Linked DNA regions of Homo sapiens: all the other regions are linked to region 1. Evidence: chromatin loops called from intact Hi-C (ENCODE). Cell type or tissue: Panc1. All regions are shown on one strand. Each heading gives the region's core, and the rest is flanking DNA. Links, peaks and the distances in the headings are about the cores only.

Evidence for each region. Peaks named below come from ENCODE experiments on the same cell type or tissue, not always from the same donor. Only the 100,000 strongest peaks of a DNase experiment are listed, where the experiment ranks them.
Region 2: it touches region 1 in a loop (7-fold over the local background); 33 of 110 quality-filtered maps call a loop at or near these places.
Region 3: a loop joins it to region 1, with 7 times the contacts of the local background. A loop is called at or near these places in 13 of 110 quality-filtered maps.

Annotation. Positions count from the first base shown.
Region 1 is chr9:17,459,153-17,467,226 of GRCh38, forward strand. It overlaps CNTLN (centlein), which reads left to right. Exons shown (of 26, transcript NM_017738.4): 20 at 3,764-3,861; 21 at 5,345-5,471; 22 at 6,829-6,966; 23 at 7,554-7,739. Among named protein-coding and RNA genes, the nearest start is that of SH3GL2, 120 kb to the right of the region's middle. In Panc1, for the core only: no CTCF peak of the experiment used is centred there; a DNase peak (open chromatin) is centred at 3,829.
Region 2 is chr9:17,059,223-17,067,296 of GRCh38, forward strand. No RefSeq gene overlaps it. Among named protein-coding and RNA genes, the nearest start is that of CNTLN, 72 kb to the right of the region's middle. In Panc1, for the core only: CTCF peaks have their summits at 4,515 (motif pointing right) and 4,719; a DNase peak (open chromatin) is centred at 4,549.
Region 3 is chr9:17,218,250-17,226,323 of GRCh38, forward strand. It overlaps CNTLN (centlein), which reads left to right. Exons shown (of 26, transcript NM_017738.4): 3 at 7,954-8,038. Among named protein-coding and RNA genes, the nearest start is that of CNTLN, 87 kb to the left of the region's middle. In Panc1, for the core only: no CTCF peak of the experiment used is centred there; no DNase peak of the experiment used is centred there.

The DNA.
Region 1 (8,074 bases), core at 1,528-6,527:
ATACATAAATCATAATTTATAATTTTTACATAAACAGTTTTTAGTTGATTTATATTTTACTTATTTTACTTACTACAAATGGTCTAATAATTTTTGGTAATAATAGATCCATATGAGTGTCTGTAAGTTCTTTGCATTATGGTTTTCCATGGTATAAGTTTTTACCCCACATACAAATCTCTCTCTTGCTTTGGAGGAATGTGTGAGTCAGAAAGAGAACTAAAGCAATTAGTGTGAAGTGATTGTCCATAATCTAACATAGAGTCTTGGAACACTGACCAAACTGTATAGGGACAAAAAGGATAAGTTTTTACTTTTGTCTTGTTTCATGTTTTCACATAGAAATTTCCTAGAAGACCAAGTACCTTTAAGTACATAATATTGTCTACTACTAAAAATTTTTGTTTTGATGCTGGTTTGTAGAGATTCCGTAACAAAATACCACAGACTGGTTATCTTAAATAGCAAACGTATATATTATTCTCACAGTTCTGAAGGCTGGAAGTCTAAGATCAAGGTGTCAACAGTTTTCATTTCTTTTGAGGCCTCTCTCCTTGGTTTGTAGATGGCTGTCTTCTGCCTGTGTCTTTACATGGTCTTCCTTCTATGTGTCTGTGTCCTAATTTCCCTTTTTATAAAGGCACCACTCAGACTGAATTAGATTCCACCCTAATAACCTCATTTTACCTGAATTATCTGTTTAAAGGCCTTATCTCCAAATACAGTCACATTCTAAAGTACTGAGGGTTCGGTGAGAACTTCTACATACTAATTTGTTTAGGGGAAACAGAATTTAGCACATAACAGATATCAAACTGCTAATATAGTGATTTTCTAATAAGTAGCTTATTTTCTACTTAATGTTTTTAGACTTAATTGAGAAAATTGGCTAGATTCGAATATACTAAAAGTTTATATACATCTTTTCTATACTATCCAGTTAATATTAGACTTTTCTGTGTAATTTTACATATACTTTTCTGATGTCTCTGGTTCATTTACAGTTGAGAAAACTGAGACACAGAAAGAATAAGTTACTTGTCCGAGATCACACAAGTACTGTACATAGAGCCGAGATGAGAACTCAAACCATCTGGCTCCATAGTCCATGCTCCTAATTACTATACTATGCAAATTTTAAAAAAATATTCAATAAACTTAGTATAGGAAAGCTGTAACAGGGATGACTTTTTACCATTGTGACATTTTTGATGTGTGTGTTTCACATCATACATCAAAGGATGTATTACAAGGAAATTACCAGATTTTAAGTTATGTTACAGATATATATTGTATAGTAGGGAATGGAAAAGGGACAAAGGAGCTGGGTTTCGATCACTTTTTGGCCATTAACTTCTCGTCAACCTGGTCAAGGAAATTACTTAACTTCTCTAGAGGTCTAAAGCAGGGATACCTTTCTACCCATCTGATAAAAATTTTTGAGGATCAAATGAAATAGCTGTTAGATTTAGAGATCTTGGCCAAAGTGTATCTCAACCTGGCATTGTTTTATTTATTATAAATTGCTTTTCTCTCAATTCTCCAAGTCAGAGTTAACAGCATTTTCAGCCACATAATACAGCCTTAAGTCTAAAAACAGAAAAGAATCAACTAGTTATCTTAATATCTACTTAACTCATTGCATTGAAGATACTGTCAGGCTTTATTTACTGCCTGTATCTTTTATTTTAAATACAATTCTAAGTTTATTTTACTTCTCAGCAGAAAACACCTTCAGTGCAGCACACTAGAAGTATGCGTATTAAGGGGTAGGATGATTGTTTTTAGGCAGGAATAATGACACAGAAGCAAAAAATTACAAACAAAAGATTGACAGAGAAAAAAAGGCAATATGAAAATGTTAAGGTAAATACAAAATTAGAAAAGCACAGTCTGGGACCATTTAGAGGAGCGATAAGTAGACGTTTATATCACAGTAGTCCCTAAAGCCATCACTATATTATAGTATAGTGATAATATAATACATATTAGTATATCATATATAATTTATAGTGATAATATTTATGATATGATATCACTATATTAACATATCACTATTAGCTTAGCATAATCATGGGTGTCCGTATTTCTAACTGAATGAACAATCATCAGAGAAAGAATTGAAAATTAATGATTGAAGCAAACGCTTCAATTATTTGATAAATTGACTAGTGTGACTAGTGTGGAACATGTTATTCAGGCAGTGCTGGAAATAAGACACAATACATCACTGTAAACGTGCAAAATATGGTAGAAATTTTGATTACATTACACACACATTTGATCAAAACATAACATTCAAAAGAGTTACCATGTTGAGGTAGCTTTGGGTTTTTAAGAAAAATTAATGTTTCATGTAAAAATTAAAATTATTTCAAATGTTTTATTTGTATGTTATACCCATGAGATATTTAAAGTCAGTCTGATGAATTACATTTACCTTGGGTAATTAATAGTTTAATCTTTTCAAATTCAAATTATTTTTAGCATGAGTCAAACATCCAAACCTAGGAATAGTTCTAATAGAAAAAATTTATTGTAGTTTAGAAATATTAGCTAAATAACTACTCCAAATATTTTAAAAGCTATTATATTTTATTATATTTATATTCATTTAATACCTTTAAAACTTAACAAATGGATTAATGTGAGTATGTCAACACTATCTTGAGTGTGGAAAAACTAAATACCAAAAAGACTAAGTGATGTCTTAGATTACACATTTAGTTGGAACTAGAGTCAAAATTGAAAGGTGTTCTAACACTCTAGTTACCACCTCTGGTTCCTAGGCTCTACTGACAACAAATACCACAGAACAAACATGTTTTGCTTTGAAAAACTAATAATTATTTACAAATAATGTAATAAGTAGCATTATTAATAACTTCAAGTAAAGAAGGATTGAGTATTCATGAGGTTTTCTATCAGTTACCATTATTCTCTAACAAACTATCCCGAAACATCGTGGCTTAAAACAACAGTTTATTATTTCTTAAGATTTTGTGGGTTGACTGGGAAGTTCTTTTGCTGGTCTCTTCTGGGCTACCTCATATCCCTGGATTTTTTCAAACCAAAGATTTCCCTAGTTGGAAGATACAAAATAGCCTCACTCATAGATCGGACAATTGGTCTACTACCTGTCAGCTGGAGTACCTTGGTACACTTCCACATGATACATCAACTGTATTCCTAGCAAGGTGATCCTGGAGCAGCATTCCAAGAAGGGAAAGAGAGAAGCCACAAAGCTTTAAGGCCTGGGAACTGAAATTTACACAATTCATTTCTGCTGCATTCTTTTCGACAAAGCAAGTCACAAGCCAGACTACGTTCAGTGGGTTAGGAAATGGATTCCCCTGCTTGATGAGCAGCAAAGCATTTGTGACCATATTTCGTCTAAGATGTTAGTAAATCCAGTATTTGTTTTAAGTGATCTTCTTAAATCATTAAAATTCTTAATTATTCACATATTTACATTATACCAGGACAACTCATATTTCCTGTAAATGTATTTTGGATACATACTCTTTGCAATTCTTAAATGATTGTGTTCCTCTATAGTTTGGCATGTTATATAAAAGTTTTAGTATTATTATTTCTATTACAGCATATAAAATAAAGCATTTAAAATATTAAAATATTCATTTTAATTATTGTTTACCATAATTATTGTAGAGGTATTCTTCTTTAGAATGGCACTTATTTTTATGCTGCCTTAGACCAAGGTTGTAAGGTATATTTAAATTTATTTCTATTTTTAATCTAGAATGCTACTAATGAACTCACTAAACAGTCATCAAATGTGAAGACTTTGAAATTTGAACTCCTAGCAAAAGAAGAACACATAAAGGAAATGCATGAAAAGTATGGTTTTTGTATTTCTATCCATTGTATTTGGTGCCACCTAGTGGCAACCAGCTCTATTAAACGTGCTCCAAGAAACTGCTAATGTTTACGTTTTCCTTCCCTAGTTCATATTTAAACCTACCTAAGATGAAAGTTTAAGGAATACTATGTATAGCATGATTAATGGCAAGCTATTTACTTTTTTAAATTAGATAATGATGAAGTTAAATTTCCGTTATTAAACATATTTAATTTTGAATAAATACAAATTAATGGCTTCGAGACAATGAATGAAAAACTTTACAACGTGGTGGTTATTTGGCCCCCCAAATATATGATTAGTATTTGTATTGGATTTAATGCCTAAGCTTATAAAGCTAAGGTAAAAAAAGGAAAGTTTTGTTTGTGTTTAAAATAACTGGAGGTTATGGAAGTTTGTACTCTTGTGTTTATCAGTACAAAGATTTTAAATGCTCTATCCCACTGAATCAAAATTATTTTCTTTCTGTATCTTTCAAAGCTACACTATTGCTTAGAAATAGTAAGATGTTTAGATAGAATTCCAGTTGTCACTGATACATTTGAGATATATGTATCTCACAAACACACCTGTAGACCTCATTATAAGTGAAGAGCACTTAAAAGTGATATGAATAGATAAAAGCATTAGACAAAAAGCTTGGTTAATTTTTTAACTGATAATATTTTGAAGTTTATTTATCAATTAAGAGTAAGTCTTGCTTATTGTTTAACAGGGCTCTAGATTAACACTCTTTGAATCCTGGCTTCCCTACCTACTAGGCCTATGCCTAAATTTAATAATATTAAATTAGGTTCTTACGAGGAATAAATGAGTTAATACATGTAAAGCACTTATAACAGTGACTGGAACATTGTAAGCCTTCGATACATGTTAGCTATTGTCATTCTTGTTTTAGTAGTAGCAGCAGCAGCAGCAGCAGTAGCAGTGGTTCTCACAGCATCTACCATTTTATACTTAATAGTTCATCAACTTATGCTAAACAGCTGTGTGGATTGAATCTCAAATTATATTAAATTAGAAGATATTATGGCTAATTTAGTTTCATTACAAGAGTTTGCATTTGTTTATTGAAGTATAAGATTTTTTTCTTATCATTTTTATGCTTTTGATTATCTTCATATATCACTTTGATTTTTCACAGCAATGTAAAAATGTAATTTAAATGAAATAGTTCTAAGTTTTCATAAGTGTTATTAATTTTTCTCATTTCTTATATATTTTGTTTTAATACATATATGTAATTATATAATTACCAAGTCACAACTATAGATTTTACAAGTGTTCAAAATATTAAAAGAACAATATCTTATGCAGTGCAATTCATTTTACTGATTTACAGTGTCAATATCACGTAGCATTTAAAAAGTAACAGTAGGTATAATATTGGATAAAATGTAAGATATCACCACTGTTAAGGTATTTTCTGTCACTCTTGATGTCACCTTTTTTTTTTTCAAGGATATCTCGAATGGAGAGGGATATAACTATGAAAAGACATTTGATAGAGGACTTGAAATTTCGACAGAAAGTAAATTTGGAAAGTAACAAGAGTTTTAGTGAAATGTTACAAAATCTTGATAAAAAGGTATCAATTTTTATCTTTACTGACACTAAAAATATCACTTCCTGTTGTAATTACTCTCTTACCACAAACATTTAATCCTAATAAATGTATAGAAAATATTGATAGGATATGTATTTACTGTTACAAAGTAACACTCTTTGCTCTGAAAGTACATTATTTATTTTAAAATTCAATTCTCTAAAACCTCATACATAATATGGCCACACATTCTGTTTCTATTTATAAATATCCCATGAGAAGATTAAAAATCCTCAATATTTCTAGGATACATAATTACATTTTATTCAGTATTTTATTTAAAACTGTAATTTATGATAGAATCAAGCTTATATTTCTTAGTGAAAACTTGATTACCTATAACTATCAGAAGTTCTTTAAAAATGTACTTTCTTCTTGGATACCCTTAATGAATTTTACATGGGAATGGAGTTGTACATGCAAAGGGAGTTGTAGTTAAAGTAGTTACGTAATATATGACCCAAAGTAGAAGGGTTTTTTTTGTTTTTTTTTTTTTGAAGGTGCTTTTTTCACAACTCATAAAGCACCCTGTGCTTTGGCATTCACTAAATGTTATCCACACCTGAGAGAACATCTCCTTTACTTTCCTTGTTGAAAATGAAAATTTAAGTATCTCTTAGGTCAAATTGATTTAAGAAAGAAACTTTTACATGAGCATGACAAATCCATATGGATTTTCTTTCTCTTCTCTTCCACACATCTGTGCAAGTTAAAATCACTTCCTATAGGCTTTTTCAATGTTATCCTTTCAATTTTGCTATTTTTTAACTTCAATAATAATTTCATACATAGCCTTGGAATCTTTATATAAATAACATATATCTTTAGTGGCATTAAACTGAAAAACTATTTTTTCTGTTATGCTTTGAGTTACATACACATATTATAATCTTATAAATAAGCTATATATATATATAAAATATCCTATTGTTTTATTTCATCCAAAAAAAGGTATGTAATAGTTATTTTAGAGAATACAATGGAAAGTTACCTTTAACTTGGCTTGTTTCAGAGTCAAAACAATCATCTCCTGCCTTAGGAAGTTTAGATTAGTAATTAATGGATATGTAGTGAACATTAATATTGTGTTATTGGGTGCAAGAATAAACATACCAGTATTCATTTAGTTTGTGTGCAATTTTAGTTTTTGTTACTGATTTAAGGATTGTTACTTTCATTCATAATATGAGTTCTGTAAGTATAATACTTGAATTTGATAGCGTTATGAGAAAATAAATGGAAGTAGACTCATTCACTCATTTAGTTTCTGTTGGAACAAACACAGTATATTACTAGAATGCCTTCAACAATAATAATTACCTTTATGCTTTTAATGTAGGTAAAGACATTAACTGAAGAATGTTCCAACAAGAAGGTATCAATTGATTCACTAAAGCAAAGACTTAACGTTGCTGTAAAAGAAAAGTCACAGTATGAACAGATGTATCAGAAATCTAAAGAGGAGTTAGAAAAAAAGGTATGCTTTTAAAAAGGGCATTTTAGATTACAGATGGAATATAATCGTGTTTGTTTCATTTTTAACATTGTTGCTTTTTCCTTCCCAAAACCACAAGCTACTTAAACACTTCAGATAAGTGCAAAGAGGATTTGTATCTCTACATGAAACGCCAAACATTGGTTTAACATTAAAGATATTTCTGTATTAGAGAAAACAGGTTGTGTTTGTCTTGATAGTTTTTAAGAAATGAAAACTATTATTGAACACTGGTATTTATACAAGTAGATCTAAATTTTGTAGGCCCACTTAAACTTTCAAACTAAATGTTTCCATGTTATGTGGAGGATCTTTTGGTCTAAAATAGCTTCCATGCTTTTAATTATTTGTAATCTTTAAAAATCATAAACTAATTTAGATGATAAGTATATGAGAATATGTACTTAGGATGTTTTATTGAAAGTTAATGAAAATAATCATTAATTTTACCCAAATAATAAATACATAGAGAGAATAATAAAATATTTTCCTTATTTGACATGTATAACTAACTCTTCCAAATCTGTTTATAAAATATCTTTTATTTTATGACTGCTGATCTTTTGCAGGATCTCAAGCTTACTCTCCTAGTATCAAGAATAAGTGAGACTGAATCTGCAATGGCAGAAATTGAAACAGCAGCATCTAAGCAGCTTCAAGAATTAGCATTGCAAAGTGAACAGGTCCTAGAAGGTGCACAGAAGACATTGCTGTTAGCCAATGAAAAAGTAGAAGAGTTCACCACATTTGTGAAGGTTTGAATTACTTGTCGTTTACTAACTTGTACTTTACTTTAGGCAGATAGGCAGTAGCCTACTTGAGATGATTTGGGGAATAAAGTTTCTTTCTGCTTTCCTAACACAGAAAGCATCTTCTTCTACCCTATTTATCACATTGCTAATAATTCCTCCATAAAGAATTTATTTTTATAGTTTGAATTTAAAATTTTCTACCATCTTATTAATATTTCTTTCTTAATGTCAATTTAGTTATGAAATTGTAGTAGTCAAGTCATCTGGACAGGTTTTAAGTTGAAAGAATTAAGCTGTTCCCACCCTACTCTCCTTTTGAAAATCGTTCAAGCAGGAAC
Region 2 (8,074 bases), core at 2,051-7,050, 400 kb before region 1:
GGGAGGTTGCCAATGGCTACCACTTTATCAATGTTCTTTGGAGTCTCCAATGACTTGCTTGATCATTTAACTAATGTCTTCTCATTTCTTTTCCATATAGTCACCCTGAACACATTAACATCAATAATGGTCAGGCCCAGCTGATTCAAACTCTATACATTATAGAGCAGGATATTTTGTTAAGGTAACTAGTAATAAATCAATTTTTAAAAGCCATTTTAGTTATCTGCAAAAATAAGTGGTTTTAGGTTTCAGGTATCATAGTTTTTCAACATACACATTATCTTCTTAAATGGAATTTTGTCTTGGGAACTTTTAACATAAAATTTTTAAGGCTGGAATTATCCAATCGCAAGAGAATCCATTAAAGCAAAGAAAGGGAAAGGCAAATCATGTTCTCTTGATATCTGGCCCAGTTAGGTTGCCAGTTATTGATTTAGTCTGGGATATACTAGCATTAAATCTTCCTCATTATGCAAGTCCTGTGTGTCTTCTTAGCTTCTCTACCTATCCTTTAATCTCTGGGTGCAAACCTAAGTGCAACAGGCACAAAGCACTTTAATATGTCCTGTGTCACTGGGAATACATTTATTCAGAAAATTCCCCCCACCATTATGAGTTGGTTTGGTTTGGAAGGGAATCCTCTTAATAATTAAAGCATCCCATTGTTCACCCCACATAGTGACCTGAACCAAAAGCCATTCTAGATCACAATGATTGTGTTTGTGACTTCTTCTTTGGAACACTAAGAAGAACACTAAGAATGTTCTTCTTTGGAGCAGCCTACATTTTTGAAATCCCCACTGTGAATTATGCATAATAATCTAGGTCAGAGTGACTCCTTCAAGTCTTCTAGGACTTGCTACTCAGAATACGGTCTGTGGACCAGACCCCTCAAAAACGCCAAATCTCAGGCCCCACCCTCAACAGACCAGATCAGAATCTGCCTTTTACAAGAGAACCACTTGAACCTGGGATGGGGAGGTTGCAGTGAACCAAGATCACGCCACTGCACTCCAGCCTGGGTAAAAGAGTGAGACTCCATCTCACAAAAAAGAATCTGCTTTTTAATGATCTCCAAGTGACTGGTATATGCATTAAAGTTTCAGAAGCTCTGCTCTAGTAAGTGGGTACAGAGGATAAGGTCAGTAATTCGGAGCTAATGCAACTGGACAAAGAAGGTATCTTCCTGCAACTCACCCATAAAGAAATAAAAGAATTATCCGTAGGCAATGCTTATACAAGTTATTAGTTTCCAAACAAATTGCATTCTTGAGCTGCAGTTGGGTTTATTTCTGGACAGAATAGCATGAAAGTGTTAAAGAGGATGAAATGATAAGGTAGTGGGTTAATTTGACTGGAGGAGGTTCAATCTGACCAGGTGTGAGGATAAAATCAAGTCTTATCTTTAGCACACTGATCTACTGGCTTTGGTCTTTATCTGTCACTTTTATTCATCATTTTCTTAACTCCCACTGACAACCCACAGATCACCAGACATGATTAGCTGTTAATTGTTTTGGCAAGATGCTTAATATTACCACTTTGACTGTTAGTAGCATTGATCTAGGAACAACTTTTATTTCTTCTTAAAGCATTTCCATGTCATTTTGTAGACTTTCTTTGTCTACGTCATCATAATAAGGAATAAGGCAAAAGAAAGACATATGTGAATAATTTGGTTTTGTAAATATACTACATATGCTACATGTGGGCATTGACTTGAAAATATTCCAGAAAAATCATTTAAGTTGCTAGATTTATGATCATTAATATAATTCTGTCTACTGGACTATAAGCATAATAGTTATAGGGACTATATTTTCTGGATCCAAAATTAAAACAATATATAACCAAGAGCAAGGTATTTAAAATTATATGCGTCCTTGGAAATTTGATGAGTAGGTTAATTATTATTCACTAATACAAAAATGATTCTATAAAAATTTACAAATGACAGGATCACCGTTGAGTTAAATGAAACTCTTTATTTTGGGGTTACATCTCTAATCTTTTTGGGGACACTCAATAATGTATGTTATGGCTTACGTTATTAAGACTTTTAATTGAAGTATAATGCACATGGAGAAAGGCACATATTATCCTAAGTATATCACTTGATACGTTTTCACAGAACAAACACACTCATCAAAAAACGGAATAGAATCAGAACCACGGAAGCCTTTCTTGTGCCCCCTTGTGTTTTTTTCTGCTTTTCCTCCTATGCAGGTAACCTCTATCATGCCCTTTAACAGCACAATTTAGTCAGTTTTGTACTTTTATATAAACAAAATCATACAGCATATTCTCTTTTGTATATGGCTTTTTAATTTCAATATTGTTTTTGAGATATATCAAATTGCTGTATAGAATTCTACTGTGTGAATATACGACACTACGCCTTTTACAGTTGATGGCCATGAAGGCAGTTTTAGTTCTGGGATATTACAATCAATGCTGTTCTGAACATTCTAGTACATATTTTTGGGTGAACATAGATAGGTATTTGTGTTAGGTGTCTATCTGACAGTGGAGTTTCTGGATACGCAGTGTTTCACTTTGGTAGATTCCACGAGCTAAAGGGGTTATATCAATTTACATATCAGTGTATGAGAAATCAAGTCTTCCCACATCCTCTCCAGAAGTTATTATTTTCTGACTTATAAAAAACTTTAGCCATTCTGCATGACTAGTGATACCACATTTAGATTTTGATTTGATTTTTGATATGGCTTACATTTAACCGAGGTTCGAGGAGACTCATGTTGAATCTCTATTATAAGTGGTTGTAGTGCTGCAATCACTGGTCGATTGGGATAAAACTAGGCATGATTTGTGAAATCTAAAATGTTTATTTGCTTAAAAAAATCTACTCTGTGAAGTTTTACTTGAAATTTTTATTATTGACACTTACCCTTCAAGCTCTTATGCAGCTGTGGACCTCTTACCTGAGGTAGATAATTATGCAGCCTGTAGAAATTACTTAAGTCATAACTGAATATGTTTAATTTGATTAACTCATCACCATTATTTATCATGATGGTGAGAAGATCCTTGAAAAGTGGTATGCATGATTTTATTGAAGAGTGTTAGTTAATAGAACAGGGAAGGTGGTAGGTGTATGAGTGGGCAAGGAAGTGCAGAAGTGTCAAGCTCATGGCACTGAATAAATACGTGGAGTCTTTGGGAGGTTGGGATGGCCAGGGGGCCTCCCATCATGGGGTAAAAAGAGTAACCCAAGAGTGTATTATTGCTTTACTAGTCTAGACCATAAACAAATTAGACTTTTACCCCTGATTGGCCCTGAATGCAATAGACAGGTGCAGATTCTTTTGTGTAAAGAGAAAATAGCTGTATACTCCTAGACAGCAAATGTTCATCAACTTCAAATTACACCTCAAATGCTGCTGGTGTCTGGACCATTGATGGATGAGCTAGGTCTTTCCAGGTCTAATGCTGAGTAATGCAAATTAGATTCTCTTGAGTTATGCCTAGTGCAGCTGTAGGGCACAAAACAGTTGCCAGGGACATATCTCCATGCCAAATTCTTGCCAATGTTGTTAATAGTATTGTACCCTGTACATGTGCAAGCACTCTTAGTTTTATTAATGACGATACTATGCTTTTGCCCTTTCTTTCACCTTTTAATTTTTGAATAGAGAATAACTTTGGTTTCATCCTGTTTGGAAAGTAAGTACTAAACTGAAAGGCATGCCCACAGCCTATTCTCCTACTAAGCAAGCAGCGAGTGGGATCAGCTCATTTAAACAGCTCTGCTGTTTCTTGTGGATTTGCATGCTATGGGGAATGGAGGATGTAGAGAAGAGACAGAAAAATGCCTAGGTCTTGTAGCAAGAGAGGAAAGCATCTTCATGGGCAGGAATTCCATTTCTGTGTTTCTTAGGGTTTGTGGCTGGCCATCAGTTCAACTCAGCCCCTGTCCCCTGATCCAGCAACATTTCCGTAACTACCCTCTAGAAGTCATGCAAAGAGAAATGATGACCACAGAAGCCATGATAATCACTTGTTATAAGTGAGCATATAGCAGAAAAAGGGAGAAGATTATTCTCCCTTCTACAATAAGAACAGAAAGATGGCTCTAGATTGAGTTGCTCTTGTGCTATGGCATGTTAGTTTGCAAGCTATATAACAAAAGTAACTGTTAAAATATATGTTAATTGTGGTAGCTCTGATAGGTTTTTTATGTACCTTTATCATGTGCTTCAAAAGCTCTTTTTAACCACATCAATTCAATCCAATTAGTCTCCCCCAAAATATGGGATTACTGGCAAAAATGTGTAATGTTTTGTATGTAATATTACAAAGAGGTACTCAATTTGCTTCCCTCAAATCGTGTCCTACATACTTTATTTAGGTTTCATTTATAATCTCAGATATTGTCTTGTCAAAAAAAATTCTCAGCTGTCTATGATATACAAACATGTAAAAACAGTGTTCCAGTAGAACCTCAGGTGGAACCAATAGCACTGAGACCCACCTAGTCATGCTAACCACTAGAGGGCAATATTGGCCATGTACTTTGGGCTCTAACTCCACCGAGGAGAGCAGTGTAGCTACAGAACTCAATACATACAAATAGTCTTTGTTGAACATCTTATATGTGCTGAAATATTGGCTTGTGATGCCCTTGTACATGAATAAGACTTCATTCTTAATCTTGAGGAGTACATGTTAAAAAAGAAGAGATTATAATCACATATCCATTATGATGAAACCATGAATTGTATTTCAAATTTTGTTTCCATACTAATTGATAGATGATGCACCAATTCAATGCTGATAGCATTAAATAGAGATACAAATATTGCCACATGAAAACTATTCAAAGCATAAATGGAATTAATTTGGAGGACAGAATGATCTGTTTTTATTATTCACTATAGAATGATCTAATTTAAATAAACATATCTTGCTGATTTTTTAATGGGTCAATGATTTATCTTATAGTATAGGTAGACCATCTATTTTCTCTTAGTAGGACTCATAATTTTCATTAGTTTTACTAGTAAAAAGATGAGAGTAAGTTCTTACTGAATTATCTATCATTCATCTCCAGAATTAAGTATTATTTTGTAATTTAAATGAAATATCAGCTTAACTGGTTATTTCATAGGTTAAATGAATGCTGAAGTCATTCAGGGTAAAGCCATAATCTTACTACTTTATTGGCTTTTCCATTAGCATAAAAATGGTATGTCAGGAATATCAGATATTAAACACTTCCTAGATACTTTGTAAAATTTCATCAAGTGTAAGTTCTTAATTTTTAACAAATAGCAGACACAATCTTGGTATATTAATGTGATGTCAAAAAAATTAACCATTTCAGATTAAGACAACATTTGTGTGTTTCTTAAACATTAAAGATAAAAAGATGTAGTACCATTAAAGCTGACAGCTTTTCAGTCAACATTGATTAAATTAAGCTCAGTTTGGAGAATAGGAAGTGAAGAAACCAGACTAGAGCAAATAAAAAAATCTCAGTTAACAACATTACAGTTGTGACATGTGGACAAAAGCCAGATTAAGCAGATGCTATCATCAATTCATTTGTTGCCATGTTTGCAATGTGGCAACTGGCTTCAGAGACAGAAGATATTCTGGAAGTGGTGCATCCTGGGATGCCGTTTTTTGTTTACTCCACAAATGATCATCAGTCATAATGATGCAGTGATATTGGTCCTCACATCAGGAACTGTCAAAGGGAATCAAGGGAGACCAAAGCATTAGTTCTTATTCTTTTAAAAAAAGAAAAAATCTCAAATATTTCTAGATTTTCCCTAAAGGAAAACAAACTCTCCTTTTCCCTGAAAAACAGAATCTATAAGCATTTTTAATATATTTAGGAACTTATTTATGACATATATAACTTAGGTAGCTCAACAGACCAAAATTCCATCAAGTGAAGAGATAAGCATGCATTACATGGCTTCTTTATTTAATTACAAAATACAAAAGCCCATTAGCAGAATAGCCTGTTGGCCTGGAGAGAGAATGCTGGCCTGCCATGTGGTAGACCTGCAGTTTTCTCCCCTGCTCTGGCTTGCCAAGTTGGCGGGGGCTTGGAGAGGAGTCACTGTGTACAGAGTCAACATCAAGAAGGAAATGTGTAATGATGCTGAACTCTGACCACTTCATTGTCTTCACATTAGGGAAATAAACATTAAATTCCTACAAAATATGATTATAAAAGGCCTTTTATAAGTGTTTTATTTATAATTTGAATTTGAACCAAATATCTCTAGAAAAAATATTAATGAAATTATAAATATAAACCTATATTCTAGTGTGGATTCTGTTACCAGCTATGCAATGAGGGAGAAATCATTTTAAATAACTTAAAATGTCTGTTTTTTGTATTTGCTTTGTATTGATAACTGACCTGACTTAACCGTAGGAAGTGTATGTGGATCAAGTGACATTATGTATGTGAACAACACCATGTACATTGGAAAGCAGAGGTCCTTGTTCTGGCATTCATGGCTTGTTGTAAGGCCTTCCCTGAAGTGACATTAGAAGTAGATGTGAGTACCCTTATGTTTACTAGGAGGGCTTACATCTACTTCTCAAAAGTGTTTTTGACCCTGAAGAAGATTTGAAGAAAAATCACTGCTGTAAATGTGAAATATATGTAAGTTATCTTATTTTCACTATTATTCCATTAAATGATTCATTTTAAAATCTTTTAACTCTTTTGTTATTTCAGAGTTGAGTGGTAATTTTAATTTCACGTTGATAATTTGTTCCCCAGTTTACACAGATGCATCCTTCTCAAATGCAAAGAGAAGACAAATCAATGCTCTTGATGGGAGACTATCATACTTTCAGGTCGAGACATTTTTTAATGTAATTTTTAAAAGCCTGTAATACCAGATGTTCACTGAAAGGAGGAAAAAAGGCTTGGGAGTAGGCAGAAGTGCCTCAGAGAGTGGGGATATCCCCTCTCCAAGGAGAGCATTTGACAAGGAGAGAAGAAGGGGCATCCCCATTGGCTGGATATCTATCGGGCTTTCTTTTATTTTTATTTTTATTTTTTTGAGACAGTCTTTCTCTGTCGCCCACGCTGGAGTGCAGTGGTAACCATCTTGGCTCACTGCAACCTCCACCTCCTGGGTTCAAGAGATCCTCCTGCCTCAGCCTCCTGAGTAGCTGGGATTACAGGTGCCTGCCACCACATCCGGCTAATTTTTGAATTTTTAGTAGAGACAGGGTTTTACCATGTTTGCCAGGCTGGTCTGGAACTCCTGACCTGAGGTGATTCACCTTGCTCGGCCTCCCAAAGTGCTGGGGTTACAGGCGTGAGCCACTGCACCCGGCCCTTTCTTTTATTCTTTAGTCTCATTCTGTTTATTTGAAACAAAAAATTAGTACTGTTTTTAAATGATAAAATAGTACCTGTTTATGGAAATTTCTCAGATAATACAGCCTTGCAGAGTGAAAAATCCTTCATCACCCAGTCCTCAACTCTGCAAATGGTAACTTTTATTAAATGCAAAACAATTTGTAACATTCTAAGTTACAAATTGGATATTATTTATATCGAGTTATTTTTGGATATTATTTGTTTGATAAGTGTTTATGGAGTGCTAACTGTACCTAGCTCTCTGCTTGACTCAGGGGCAGAAAAAGTGAACAAGATGGGTGCAGCTACTGTCATCATAGATGTGCCAGTCATCGGGGGCATAGAAAAGCAAGCAGGTGAGACTCTGTCTCCAAAAAAAAAAAAGAAAAGCAAATAGGCAATGACAATGCTGTTAAAGAATACTATCAGAGGCCAGGCATGGTGGCTCATGCCTGTAACCAGCCCTTTGGGAGGCCGAGGCAGGCGGATCACCTGAGGTCAGGAGTTCAAGACCAGCTTGACCAACGTGGAGAAACCCTGTCTCTACTAAAAATACAAAAGTAGCTGGGCGTGGTGGCGCATCCCTGTAATCTCAGCTACTCGGGAGGCTGAGGCAGGAGAATTGCTTGAACCTGGGAGGAGGAGAATGCGGTGAGCTGAGATCATGCCATTGCACTCCAGCTTGGGCAACAAGAGTGAAACTCTGTCTCA
Region 3 (8,074 bases), core at 2,051-7,050, 240 kb before region 1:
TAACTATACTTGAGCCTTTAAAACATTTTATATCAAAGTTTTTACATGAATTAAGATCTGTTGAATTATTTTTATTCCACATATTAAAGTTTTCTTTTTTTAAATATTTGCTTTTACTGTGGAGTAAAATGTGTTTGTACAATATTTTTGCAACCTCTTTTTCAAGTTTTATTATTGTTATATTGTTTATAGATGCCATTCCAGTAATTCACTATGCGTATTCATAAGAAGAAATACTTATAAAATAGTTCATGAATAAATGGATAATTTGATGATGGCATAACTTTGATTTCTCTGAACTTCTGTTATTAAGTCTTACTGTTTTAGAATCTTAGTGTTTACTAGAAATTGGGAATTGTTTAAATTGCAAACCATTGATATGTATAAAATCTGCATTTTAATAGGTTCTCTACTCAAATGAAAGAAAACGTTAGTCCAATAAATAGCTTTATTTTGTGTGTTATTTATGTCTGTAAATCAAAAATAACCAACTTCAGTAAGTTTTGCTTTTTTATTTTGTTTATAAATTCAGACCAATATCACTGCCTCATTTATAGTTGGATGTTTTTTTAGACTCTAATATTTCATTTTGACATCTCATTAAAAGTGGGCTCAAACCCAGAAAATATGATCCTGTTGTAGTGTATAATATATGGCATGGTCTATAACATAATAAAATTTTGTTTCTTAATGATTCAGAATAATTTCTCAGATTTTTGAGCTTAGAAAAATGACTGAAAGTTAGCGTGGTAATTCATGTGGCTAAGTACAGCATTGTTAAAATGTTTAAATGGGAAGTACTCTTGGGAAAAATGATTGGTGCTTAAAAGTTGTACAGATTTGACAGCCTCTCTTCGCTTCATTTTTCATTCTAAAGAAGTCGGCAAATATTCTTCGCTCACATCATTATTGCACATCAGTGGTTCTAATTAGCTAAACAGGAGTTTGTCTCAGTCATTGATCATCATCAGCTCCTGGCAGTGTCTTTTTTTTTCTTTTTAAGGAACCTTTTTTTTTTTAGGTCTTGTAAGTACATAGAAGTACATGTATTAATTGAATTGACCAGATTGGTTGGTGACATTATAAACTTGAAACAATATTTAAAAATTTTATTTTTTCAAGTAGAAAATATTGTATTCCTGTTACAGCACCATTTTATCTTGGGAGCATTTTCCTGTTATGAAAATGTTAGACATCTCATACCACCAGGAGGAGCTGCTAGACAAATTGCCATATTTTGAGTTTTGATTATCTTTCAATTTCAAAATTATAACATATTAGTCAATTTTGGAGGTTTTTGGTTATAAGATATACCATTCAGGTATATTTTTGAAGTTTTTATTTTATATGGCACTTATGACCCATTTTTTCAATATTATGTCACTCAGATTAATCTACTGGGAAGTGTGTTATTGTTATTTTGGTGACTCTCACACTTTAGTGTGCATCAGAATCGCTTGAGATCTTGTGTCTTAGTCAGTTCTGACTGCTAAAACAGAATCCTGGGTGGCTTAAATAACAAACATTTATTCTCATGGTTCCAGGAAGTACAAAATTAAAATGCTAGCCAATGTGGTTTCTGGTGAGGGCTCTTTGTAAATGGCTGCCTTTTTGTTGTATCCTCATATGACACCGAGAGATCTTCTCTCTAGTGTCCCCTCTCATTAAGGTGCTACTCCCATTCATGAAGGAGTAATCCTCATGACCCTAATTGCCTTTCATAGGCCTACCTCCAAATACTATGACATTGGTTATTAGGGCCTCAATATATGAATTTTGAGGAGACACAAACCTTCAGTCCATAGCACCTTGTTAAACACAGATTGCTGGGCCCCCACTCTTACAGTTCTTGATTCAGTGCATCTGGATTGGGCTGAAGAACATGCATTTCTAACCTGGGTGATGATGATGCTCGTGCTCTGGCAACCTAACCACTAGTTAGACTGTGAGTATGTGTACATACTTGTGTCATAGGAGATAATTAGCCTAGTATCAAGCTCATTTGGAAGCTGTAATAATGCTTTTGTTTGGGTTTGGTGTCACATAATCTAGTATTATCCGTATCTCATTTAAAAGTACTACCAGAATTTATTTGGACATTAGTGGGGATCTTAAGTTTATTATAGAAGAGGGGATTATAAAGACTAACCGTACAGTTTTTTTAAAAACATTTAAGTTTAGGGGTACATGTGCAGGTTTGTAATGTAGTTAAATGTTTTTTAGGTAAACTTTAAAGGTAAACTTGTGTCATGGGAGTTTTGTTATACAAATTATTTTATCACCCACTTATTAAGCCTAGTACCCATTAGTTATTTTTCCTGATCTTCTACCTCCTCCCACCCTGCACTCTCTGATAGGACCCAGTGTGTGTTGTTCCCCTCTGTGCAGCCATGGGTTCTCATCATTTAGCTCCCGCTTATAGGCGAGAACATGTTGCACATGCAATATTTGATTTTCTCTACCTGCATTAGTTTTCTGAGGATAATGACCTTCAGCTCCATCCCTGTCCCTGCAAAGGACATGATCTTGTTCTTTTTTATAGCTTTGTAGTATTCCACAGTGTATATGTACCACATTTTCTTTATCCAGTCCATCATTGATGGGCATTTATGTTGATTCCATGTCTTTGCTATTGTAAACAGTGCTGCAGTGAATATATGGGTGCATATGTCTTTATATGGAATGATTTATATTCCTTTGTAACCCTATAAATTAAACTAATTCCTGGACAGTTAAAAATAGATTCATGGTATATCTGGAAAAGAACTTACAAAGGAACTATCTGACTGTAGTTAATGCTTTGACTTTCATGATCTGGGTCTTTGTCCCTGGGTAAATCCTATAATGCCCTAACTTTTGGGATCCTGTTATTTTCCTCCTAATGTATATACCTCTAATAGATTTAGTATTCTTTTGCAGTACTTCTGATTTTATAATGATAAGCTAAACATTCAAGTGGTAATTTGAGATAATATATTAGTGACAAATTATAGGTAAAGTTCATATATTTTAACATAAAATAGTTGTATAAATCAATAAAAACACACTAAAATATAAAATGGCAGATATATCGATAGGCAACGCCAAAACATAAAATAAAAAGGGGCAGAAATTCATCAGTTTCTGAAAGTACATTATATTTTATTATTAATATAAGAAACAAAAGAAGGCCTAGTTGTACATAATGGATTGCAATTATGTATTAAATGTACTATTAACGTATGGTAAGTAGACAACAAAATAATAAAGCAAGATAAAGTGCAAATGGTAAAAATAAATCATCATAATATACATGTTTGCAAAATTTCCAGTGTGGTTTATTCCAATTCTCCGCCTTTTGTGTGCCTACATCCAAAGGGCTAAACTTGGCTTGAGAAAGACCTTGAACCATGATGACAATGATCTTGTATAAATTTATGACCACTAATTTTAAGTGGCCCTCAGTACTGCCTGTTCATCATCCTATTTTTTCCTGGCCCGCTTACTATCTCAGTATCCTAGAATGTTTTGTTTTCTCTTTTCTCAACTTCCAACACTTCTTTTCCCATTCTTACTTTCAGCTGTTGGATACCCTTGCTTTCATATACCATTGAGAAAGTGGAAACTCTTAGAAGGGAGCTTTTATTCCTTCCCATAACTGTATCTACCAACATATCTGAATCTGTTCTCATATTCTCTCTTTTTATTTCTTTGGAAGAACTGTTTATATTTACCTAAGGCCGAACAAACTATATGTACGCTTCAAGCCTCAAGGATTCAAAGATGTTGGACTGCAGTTCTCTTTTCTGTCCTGCATTATCAGTGTCTCTCACTGCCCTGGATCATTCCTGTCAGCATACACACAGGCTGTCTTATCTCCCATGTTTAAAAAAAACAAAAACAAAAACAAACTCTTGTGATCTCATATTTCCCTTGAACTATTTTGCCATTTCTCTGCTCCTTTCTGTGCAAAATTTCTCTGAAGAGTACTTTTCAGTATTTCTGTGTTTTTCTTTCTCACTTGAACTCACTCTAATTAGGCTTTGTAATCACCATCCTTCTAAAATAGTTCTTGTCAAGATATCAACTACTGACCTTAATTGATATGGTTAGGCTCTGCGTCTCCACCCAAATCTCATCTTTAGTTGTACTCCCATAATTCCCAATGTGTTATGGAAAGGACCTAGTGGGTAATAATTTGAACCATGGGGGTGGTTTCCCCTGTACTGTTCTCGTGGTAGTGAAATATCGTGGTATATGAAAGCAAGGGAGATCTGATGGTTTTATCAGGGGTTTCCGCTTTTGCATCTTCCTCATTTTCTCTTGCCGCTGCCATGTGTAAGAAGTACCTTTCACCTCCTGCCATGATTCTGAGGCCTCCCCAGCCATGTCGAACTGTAAGTCCAAGTAAACCTCTTTTTCTTCCCAGTCTCGGGTATGTCTTTATCAGCAGTGTGAAAACAGACTAATACATTAATATTGCTAAATCCAACAGTCATTTCTCAGTCTTTAGTGTGTTTGCAGCATTTGGTATACTTGATCATTCCTTTCTACTAAATTCTATTCACTTAGCTCTTTCTCTTTATTCTCTTAAATTACTGGCTTATCCTTCTTAGTTTCATGTGATGTTTTTTCCTTATCTTACTAATCTATAAATGTTGAAATGTTCCAGGACTGAATCCTCATACTTCTTTATGCAAAATCACTCCCTAGGTGAACTTATCTACCCTTATGGTCTTAAAAATATAGTAGTCTGCCTTATCCATGGGGGATACGTTCCAAGCCTCCCAACGGGTACTTGAAACCATGGATAGCACTGAACCCTATGTACACTACGTTTTTTCCTACACGGTAATAGGCAGGTTGTGTTTATAGCATGGATACTTTCGACAAAGAGATGATTCATGTCCTACGTGAGTTGGGACTTGGACAGTGCAAGTTTTTTCATGCATTCAGAACAGCACTGCAATTTAAAGCTTATGGATTGTTTATTTCTGGAACTTATCATTTAATATTTTTGGATCACAGTTGGCTGCTGGTAACTGAAGCCATGGAAAGTGAAACTGAGGGTAAGGGGGAACTACGGTATTTGGATGACTCCTAAAGTTGTATCTCCAGCCTTAACTTTTTTACTGATTCCAGACTTTTTAATTCAACTGCCTACTCCTCTTGGATGTTGATTAGGCATCTCAAACTTAGTATGTCCACATTTGAAATCCTTGTGTCCGTCCACCAAACTTCTTCTCTGTGTCTCAGATAATGTCTGCTCCATTCTTCCAGTTGTGTAGGCAAAAGCTTGGGAGACATTCCTCACTTTTCTATCAAGAAATCCTGTTAGCTCTACCTTAAAAATATCCAAAATTTAATCACTTCTCAATGCCACTGCATCTGCCTATCATGTACAATTCACCTTTCTTTTTTACCTGGCTGTTTCATTTGCCTTCTAACTTGTCTTTTTGCTTTCTCCCTTGACCCTTAAGGTCTGTCCTCAACCCACCAGCCATTGATACTCTTAGAATGTTATATGTTATTTCTCTGCTCATTGCCTTCCCATTTCACTTCAGATCCAAATTTCACAGGGCCTAGAAGGCCACATATTATTTTATCCCCAGTGATTTCTCTGTTCTTAGCTACCATTTCCTTATCTACTTTACTATAAATGTGTGTACTTCCGTGCTGTTCTTTGAATATACCAATTGCTCTTGCTCTTGTGTCTTTGCTCTTGCTACTAGTTCCATGACTTGACTTGGAAAACTCTTCCCTAGGGTCTTCATGACTCTTCCTTCCTTCCTTTAGATCTCTCCTCAAATATAATATTACTTTTAAGGAGAGTTACATGTTAACTATTCTATATAAAATAACAACAACCTTCGTTTCACTCCCAGCTTCTCTAGGACTGGGAATTCCTTTCTTCGTTACCCTAATTTATTGTCCTTATTATACTGATAGCAATTTGACATACTATGTATTATTTATCTTCATTATCTATGTACTGAAATGTTAATTCCATGAAGGCAGCAACTTGGTTTATTTTGTTCCCTCCAATATCTCTAGTCCCTAGTCCAATGACTGTTATATAATAAATGTGCAATAAATACTTGAATGAGTGATGGATTAATGTATTAGATGTGACTTTTATTTATTCTGGTAGGTATTCCTTCAATCTGAGAACTTTATTTAATTCTAAAATATTCCCAGCAGTTACCTCCTGAAATATTGCTTTATTTTTCATCCCCATAGTTATTACTTCTGGAATGTTGTAGGCATATGTTGGAGTTTCCCAAAGAAACTTGTCTCAACTGTGTTTTCATGTTTTTAATCTCACTATTTTCCTGTGTAGTGTTCTGGATGAATCCCTTATTACTATCCCTTATTTCACTAATCTCTTTTTGTGTCTAGTTTTGAGCTTAGTCCATTTAGTTGTTTTTTACTTCAGTGATTATAATTTTTTATCTTCAAGATTTTAATAGCTTCTTTACATCTACCTGATTGTGTTTCATCTCTCAGCTTTACTTTTAACATTAGTTATTCTTTTGTCTTTACGGACCTTTAACTTACTTATTGTAGTCTTTTTCATTATATTTGGTTATTTTTATTTTTTCTAGAGGATTGCATCTTTTGACTTGAACTAGTATGTCAGTGTATGGGGATTCATGTATTTTGAATTTTTTTGTTTGGGGTCATATCTCAAGAGGGAAGATTGCTGTTATTGTTACTGTTTACTTCCTCCTCTTTCTCCACCACCACGTCCTTAACTAATGCCTATCTTTTTTTCTAGAAATTTTATAGTTGCCTTTAAATTGTCAATCTCACCCTAGTCTCTTTCCTGAAATAGGTTTTATAGAGGTTTTGCTACACCTAGCCTCAGTTGCAGGGTGTTTTGGCTCAACTCTTGATTGGGGAGCTACATCTATAAACTTTTGCCTTTCTAGACTCTAATATAAGCCTTGGTTCTAGGCAAGGATGGGCAGAAGCTTTTTTCCAGCTTCATTTCATGAGTTAGCATTCCCATCCCACACAATGAGCCTGGTTGTGCTTCTGCATACTGGGTAAGGCACTTGTATTCCCTATTAACCCCAGAAGTCAAGCTCCTTTCCACCTCAGCCTGCATCTGGCTCTGGGGGACAGCAAATAGTAGCTTCATCCCCATTTATAGTTTTCTATTTTTGTTTAATTTGTGATTCTCACAGATATAGATTTGTCTGTTTAATTATTTATGTTTTTCTATGAATACCATGTATTTTATTTGTGACCTTTTAAAAAATGTAAATCAGTGTCCAATCAATTTCCCCTTATTTATAATATAAATTGACTGGTGTCAGCCTGATTATACAGTCTCTTCAGACCTTTGTTCCTTCCTTTCCCTTTTCCTCCTTTGCTTTATAAAGCTATATTTGTTTAAAAGCTATATTTGTTTTAGAAGATAGTCATTCTTTACAAGTATTGTGATTTTCTGTTTCCCAGAGAACTATGCTTTGATTGTACAACTACCATTTAGTTTAGTTAATAGTATTCTCAGAGACTAGAAATGTATAGGAAGGTGTCAGAAATCAAAAAATTCTAGTTATAGGGTATCGACTATAAGTAAATCTCTGTCACTCTCTCTTTTGAGACTCTTAAAAAATGGTAAATTTTATCCTTAATATAATTGTGTATATGAAAGCTTAAATTAACAAGAACATGTTTACTTAATTGTAATTATTTTCAAAGCGATGACAGTATGGTTATTGCAATCAAGGTTAAACTATGTTTTATGTAATTTTTATCATATACCTAAATCTAGAAATGAAACTGTTCTTTTAGTATGAAGTTGTCTTAGTTTTCAGCAGTTGTAAGTTGCTGTCACTTGCCATGTGGTCAACTCAAGATGATTTAATTTTCTATATTTTAAAGTGATATTAATATTTGGGATATGAAAATTTAAAGTATTAGCTACCAGTTATGACTAATAAACTCTCTATATTTTATATCTAGAGAAAAACAGAAATCTGAAGCTAAAGACAGAAAAGTTCTAGAAATTCTGCAAGTCAAGGATGCCAAAATACAAGAATTTGAACAGGTTGGTGTTATAATAAAAATATTTAAATTAACTATA